Regions from separate parts of the Homo sapiens genome. Here region 2 is linked to region 1. A link is a loop called in an ENCODE intact Hi-C map of the cell type or tissue named here. Cell type or tissue: body of pancreas. All regions are shown on one strand. Each heading gives the region's core, and the rest is flanking DNA. Links, peaks and the distances in the headings are about the cores only.

Region 1 (3,469 bases), core at 596-3,095:
ACCATTCTGACCTTAGCTACCCTCCCCTCCCCATCCCAACTAGTATTAACATATAGTGAATATTCATCATAGGCCAAGAACTGAGCTGGATCTTTACCTGGATTATCTCATTTAATCCATGATATTATTAGACCCATTTTACAGAGGAAGAAACTGAGGTTCAGAGAGGTTAAGATCATACAGCTATGAAGTGGGCTCTGAGACCAAGTGTACCTAATTTCCCAAAGTTCAGGTCATTTTTTTCCTCCAACACAGATCTTGAGAGGTGAGAATAAAAGCCTTACCTACAACACTAGCCAACATTTAGGATCTACACACATGTATTATTACCCTCTCATTTATCTTTTTTTTTTCTTCTTTTTTATTTTTTTTGGAGACAGGGTCTCACTCTGTCACCCAGGCTGGAGTGCAGTGGTATGATCATAGCTCACTGCAACCTCCATCTCCTGGGCTCAATCCATCCTCACGTCTCAGCCTCCCAAATAGCTGAGACTACAGGCACATGCCACCACACCTGCCTAATTTTTTTTACTTTTTGATAGAGACAGGGTTTCACCATGTTGGCCACACTAGTCTTGAACTCCTGAGTCAGGCAATCTGCCCACCGTGGCCTCCCAAAGTTCTGGGATTACGGGCATGAGCCACCGTGCCTGGCCCTTTTATTTCCATTTTACAGATAAGAAAACCGAGTCCAGGGTCTATCCCAGCAGCAAGGACTGACCACCTTCCCAATTCCACTTCTCATGCGCTGGGAGTGAAGCTTATATTTCTGGACTCTTGACCCAGTGCTCATTCAGCATCTTTCCCTTCCCCATCCTCCATCCCTGTCAGGCCTCTGAGCCCATGCTAAGCCATCATATCCCCTGTGACCAGCACGCATACATCCAGATGGCCCAGATGGCCCGAAGTAACTGAAGAATCACAAAAGAAGTGAAAATGGCCTGTTCCTGCCTTAACTGATGACATTACCTTGTGAAATTTCTTCTCCAGGCTCATCCTGGCTCAAAAACTCTCCCACTGAGCACCTTGTGATCCCCACCCCTGCCCGCCAGAGAACAACCCCCTTTGACTGTAATTTTCCACTACCTACCCAAATCCTATAAAACAGCCCCACATCTGTCTGCCTTTGCTGACTCTCTTTTCGGACTCAGCGCGCCTGCCCCCAGGTGAAATAAACAGCTTTGTTCTCACACTCGCGTCTCTTCACACGGACGCGAGTGAAAATCCCAACCCCAATGTCTCCATTTGCATCCCGGCCTGTGAAGGCTGACCAAGTGGCATAGCGGACAGGAACTGATGCAAGGATCAGAAGATGCAGTTCAGGTACCACTCAGCTGTGTGACTTTGGATTACTTACTTCCCCTCTCTGAGTCTCAAGTGCCTTATCACACCCCATACCCTAAAACTGTGATCATCTCAGCAGTCCCCCGCGGGAGAGTCCTACTCTCCTCCCACACCATTCCTCATCCCGGGGAGGCGGAAAGTAGAGACTCAAAAAGCCGTAAAACACAAAGAAGACTGCTCCTTGGAGCTCAAAGTTGCTGTCTTTTCAAGGACAAAGAGAAACAGACCTGCATTAACCAATTACGCCTTGAGCGCCCCTGAACTGGGTGAGAGCCACATCCGCAGGAAACACTGCCACCCTGTGGCCCCTGTGCTTCACTGCAGGCCACTTCCAGGGCCCTGCGGGAAGCTCACCACGGGCTCAGAGGCAAACCCGTTGCAGGATTCAAAAGTGGCGCGCACGGGGGAGGTGGGGAGACTGAGTTGGGAGGATTGCTTGAGCACACGAAGTAGAGGCTACAGTGAGTCGCAATCATGCCACTGCATGCCAGCTTGGGAAACCGAGCCAGACCCTGTCTCCAAAAAAAAAAAAGATGAAGTCATATTGGGTAAGGATAGGCTGTAAGTCTAGTAACTGATATAAGATGAAGAGAGGGCCGGGCACGGTAGCTCACGCCTGTAATCCTAGTGTAGCAGGACGAGCCACAGACAAGAACCCTTCAGACACGGAGTTGTGGAAGGAAAGGGCTTTATTCAGCTGGGAGCATCGGCAGACTCATGTCTCCAAAAACCAAGCTTCCCACATGAGCAATTCCTGTCCCTTTTAAGGGCTTACAACTCTAAGGGGGTCCGAGTGAGAGGGTCGTGATCATTGAGCAAGCAGTGGATATGTGACTGGGGGCTGCATGCACTGGTAATCAGAATGGAACAGAACAGGACAGAGGTTTTCACAGTGCTTTTCCATCCAATGTCTGGAATCTATAGATAACATAACCAGTTAGATCGGGGTCAGTCTTTAACTACCAGGCCTGGAATGTAGCGCCGGGCTGTCTGACTACTGATTTCACTTCTGTCTTTTAACTCCTACTTTTTCTTCGAGGCAGAAATTGGTTATAAGACAATAGGAGGGGTGGTCTCCTCCCTTACTAGCACTTTGGGAGGCCAAGGCGGGTAGGTCATCTGAGGTCAGGAGTTCGAGACCAGCCTGGCCAACATGGTGAAAATCCATCTCTACTAAAAATGCAAAAAATTATCTGGGCATAGTGGCGGATGCCTGTAATCCCAGCTACTTGGGAGGCTGAGGTAGGAGAATCACTTGAACCCGGGAGGCAGAGGTTGCAATGAGCCAAGATCACGCCATTGCACTCCAGCCTGGGCAAAAAGAGCAAATCTCTGTCTCAAAAAAAAAAGATGAAGAGAGGACCCACGCAGCCACAAGTCAAGGAACACCTGGGGCCCCCAGAAGCTGGAAGAGGCAAAGAGGGATTCTCACCCAGAGCCTTCGAAGAGAGCACAGCCCTGGAGACACCTTGATTGTGGACTTCCGGCCTCCAGAACTGTGAGAGAATACATCTCCATTGTTTTAAGCCACCTGGTTTGTGGTAGTTGGTTGTGGCAGCCCCACAAAACTAATACAGGTGCCTACTTAACACATTGGAAAGCATGAAGCAGGTATTTGTGGTTGAATGATACACATACGGCCAGGTGCAATGGCTCACGCATGTAATCCCAGGACTTTGGGAGGCTGAGGCAAGAGGATTACTTGAGCCCAGGAGTTCGAGACCAGCTTGGGCAACATGATGTCCCCTTGTTTTTGTTTAATAAGCTAGGTGTGGTGGTGCCTGGAGTCTCAGCTACTCAGGAGGCTGAGGTGGAAGGATCTCTTGAGCCCGGAAGGTTGAGGCTGCAGTGAACTATGATTGCACCCCTGTACTCCAGCCTGGGTGACAGAGCGAGACTGTGTCTCAAAAAAAAAAAAAAAAATTTACATATCTTGTTAAACGCAGTCCCGGTCAGCAGAGATTCTTTCTAATGCTATTTTTCTCTGAAATGTTTTGTAAAAATAAATGCTTCACCCCGTGCTGGACACTATTGCACCGGCATCGAAGGACTGTGTGGGTATCAGCAGGCACGCTCCACTCTCAGCCAATGGGTGTGGTTCACTGAGCCCACCTCTCTTTCTCCT
Region 2 (3,469 bases), core at 548-3,047, 480 kb before region 1:
CTATTCAGTGGCTTGCGAGACCCTACATCACCTGTCCCCTGGCCCCAGCTCACTCTGCTCCAGACCCAATGGACTTCTTGTCATACCTTGAACATGTCACACATGCCCCACCTCAGGGCCTTTGCATACACTGGCCCTTTACCAGGAATTCTCTCCTGCTAGATGTCTACATGGCTTGCGCTCTCATTTCTTTCCATCTTTATTAAAACATTGCCATCTTTAGCCTCCTACTTAAACTTGCAATTTCCCTAATACTCCCAACCTCCAACTCTCCTGTTCTTTTCCAAAGCACATATTATCTAACACAGCACATATTTTACTTTGTTATTCTGCTTATTTTCTGCCTTTTCAAGTGACAGCAGGGGTTTTTATCTGTTCACTGTTATATCCCCAATCCCTAGGACAGTGCCTGGCACATGGCATATCCTAAAAGTTTCATTGTATGAATGAATAAATGAATGAATGCATAAAACGAATGAATGAATCTCCATTACTATTATCATAGGCCCCATCAATCTAGCTCTCAGACCCCAGCACTCCGGTTGCCACAAGCTCTCTCTGTCACTTCCATTTCAGACACCCAGGGGCACTGGGTTGTGTGTGGAACCTCTAAAATTTGCTTTACCATCTGGACAATCATTCCAAGTGTTTCTCTTGCCCTGAGCTTCCGCCCTCAGAAACTCAGATTCGGATTCTATGTCAATCAGCAATCCTGAGCCCAGCATGGCCACATCCACGAGGAAGCCGGGGAGAGCCCCATGGACCAGAGCAGCCAGCAATTGGCCAGTGCATGCTGGTGATGATGGATAGGGGATATCAGGGGATATCGAAGGCGATGACGGTGACAAAGCAGGCAGTGGAGGGGCATCGATCCAGGAGGGAGGCACAAAGTCCCCGCTTCCGGTCCATTGACCGGGAGTTTAATGAAAGCGATCATTCACTTTCCGATCCCATTGCAGGAGCAGGCGTGCTGACCAGCAACGGGGCCCTCGCCAGCTGTCCCGGGGCCCTGCTTTCTGAGCGGCACTTTACAAAAGACCTCTCTGTTGGACTTGGAACTTGCCCTCTGCAGCAGAGGTCATTTGCACTTTCTCCAAGTGCTCCAGATGGACCACGGGGGTGGGCGGCAGTGAAAAAGATAAAATGTTCTGGCTTGAAAGGCAATCAATGACCCCCTGCCCTGGCTCAGCCCCCCTTCCTCAGTCATGGGGTAGCGAGGAACCTGCAGCCTCACAATGTTATCAGGAGGAAGAAAGGCACACTTGGGCGCCTTTTAGTCCCCTCCGTTTAGCCAGAAAAGCCTCTTGCACTGCCAAGGTCACGTGCCAGCTCCCTGATACCGCTTCCAGAAAAGGGCTTCCCCAGTCCCTCCCCACTGCCCAGCAACGTGAGGGGCCAAGGCGTCCAGATCAGATCTCTTAATGGAGAGTTCCAGGTCTCTTCGAGACAAGAGGGTGGACTCAGGGGAACACCACAACCTCCCCTATCCCCGCCCTCCCCACACCTGGTTTTCCTTACCTGCGAAAGTCCCCTGTCCAATTACATGCAGGGCAACTGCAGGGGCTCAATTTGGCCTGTTAGCTCCAGGACGTTCCACCAGATGGCGCTCATGAGCTCTCATGCTTCCTCTCTGTCTCCATAATTTCTGACCACAGAATTTTTTTAAAACAAAAAATTTTAATAGTTTGGAAAATTTCCCTCTAGACTTCTTTTGCCCTGGGCATACACTTTTTAACAATTCCATAAATGTGATCATCGTGTCTATGCTATTGAGTGGTTTGTTTTTGTTTATTTCAATAGCTTTGGGGGTACAAGTGGCTTTTGGTTACAGGGATGAATTGTGTAGAGGTGAGGTCTGAGATTTTAGTGCACCCATCACCTTAGTCATGTTCTTTCTACCCAATATGCAGTTTTTTTTGATCCCTCACCCTGCACCCAGCCTCCCCGCATCTGAGTCTCCAATGTCCATTATACCACTCTGCATGCCTTTGTGTAATCATTGCTTGGGTCCTGCTTTGACCACAGAAATTTTACTATAATAATGGAAGCAGTAATAAGAACGCAGCATGTACTTAACTTGTGCCAGGCATTATACCAAGTGGTTTACATGCCTAGTGGAGATTAGAAAAGAACTCTACAGCCAGACAGAATGGGCTCTTATCCTGGCCTTACCTCTCACTGTCACAGGGCTTTGCGCAAGTAAGTCATTTGTTGTGCTTCAGCTTCCTCATGTATAAAATTGAGATAATAATAATACCTATCCCACAGAGTTATAGAGAGGAGTAAATGGCTTAATGCACGTAAAACTCTTAGAAAACAATAAGCAATTATAGCTGGTTGTGACATAAATCTCATTTAACTCTGACGATTCCTTGAAGTAACCACTATTATTTTCACCCACTTTACACAAGAGAAGTGGAGCTCAGAGAGATGGAGTAAAGTTGCCCATGGTTGTGTTGTTTCCAATGCTACTGAATCCAAAGAACCTTGATAGACATCTCCCAGATTGTCTAATTTCATGAACCATTGTGTCTCACATCTTGTCACATTTATGAAAATTCAGCCATTAACCGCTGAGCACAAGAAAGGTTCCGGGAGCTAAGCAGGCCCAACAAATAATCTACTGTTGGAGATGGGGAGCGAGGAAAGGCCTCTCAAATTTTGTCTTCATACTCTTTCAGACAACCCATCCTCAAAGCAATCCAGGAACTTGGCGGAAGAGCTGGGCAAAGCTGTGGAGATCATGGGCAAAGGCAAGAATGGGATCGGCTTTGGCAAAGTGGACATTACCATAGAGAAGGAGCTTCAGCAGGAGTTTGGGATTACCAAGGCCCCGGAGTTGAAGCTGTTTTTTGAGGGCAACAGGTCAGAGCCCATCAGCTGCAAAGGTAATGGTGCTTGTGTGTCACACTTGTTTCATGCTCATGGAAAGTCCACTTAACAGCTATAGGGTAAAGGTGGGAGGCTCTGCTCCATGCAGCTTCTCGGGGACCCAGGATCCTCCAGCTTGTGACTCTGCCCTTCTCTAGGGCCTTGGAGCCACCTGCTCTTTCCTCTGTATCCAGCCAGCAGTTGGGGTAAGGGGTAGAAGGTCACCACGGGTACTGTTCATGGCCCTGGCCATGAACAGTGGTAAGTATCACTTCTATTCACATCCCATTGACCAGAATTCTGTTACATGGCCAGAACCAGCTGCAAGAAAGGCGGAGAAATACAGTTCAGCTCTGTTTTTAGAAAGAAAACGGGTTTAGTGAATATGTGGCTGCTTCTACTACAGCTTGAAGCTCAGCTGATGGGCCCTAGAAACACCAAGAAGTGGGAGGGTGGGGTGCATGGCTTAGAAACTATCAGACACCAGAGATTAAGTTCTAACTCCACTTCCCACTCCCAATCTTTGACTTTAGAATGATTTGACAGAGTCCTAGGACTAGGGAAGCACTATTTAGCCAAAAGGGAAATTGGGAGATGA

The links. A loop is a pair of places that touch in the nucleus more often than their neighbours do. Peaks named below come from ENCODE experiments on the same cell type or tissue, not always from the same donor. Only the 100,000 strongest peaks of a DNase experiment are listed, where the experiment ranks them.
Region 2: a loop joins it to region 1, with 4 times the contacts of the local background. A loop is called at or near these places in 100 of 110 quality-filtered maps.

What each region holds. Positions count from the first base shown.
Region 1 is chr16:19,905,802-19,909,270 of GRCh38, reverse strand. No RefSeq gene overlaps it. Among named protein-coding and RNA genes, the nearest start is that of GPRC5B, 23 kb to the right of the region's middle. In body of pancreas, for the core only: a CTCF peak has its summit at 1,640 (motif pointing left); a DNase peak (open chromatin) is centred at 1,640.
Region 2 is chr16:20,384,064-20,387,532 of GRCh38, reverse strand. It overlaps PDILT (protein disulfide isomerase like, testis expressed), which reads left to right. Exons shown (of 12, transcript NM_174924.2): 3 at 2,682-2,888. Among named protein-coding and RNA genes, the nearest start is that of PDILT, 19 kb to the left of the region's middle. RefSeq lists an enhancer at 477-1,010. In body of pancreas, for the core only: a CTCF peak has its summit at 1,588 (motif pointing right); a DNase peak (open chromatin) is centred at 1,572; H3K27ac peaks cover 1,174 bases.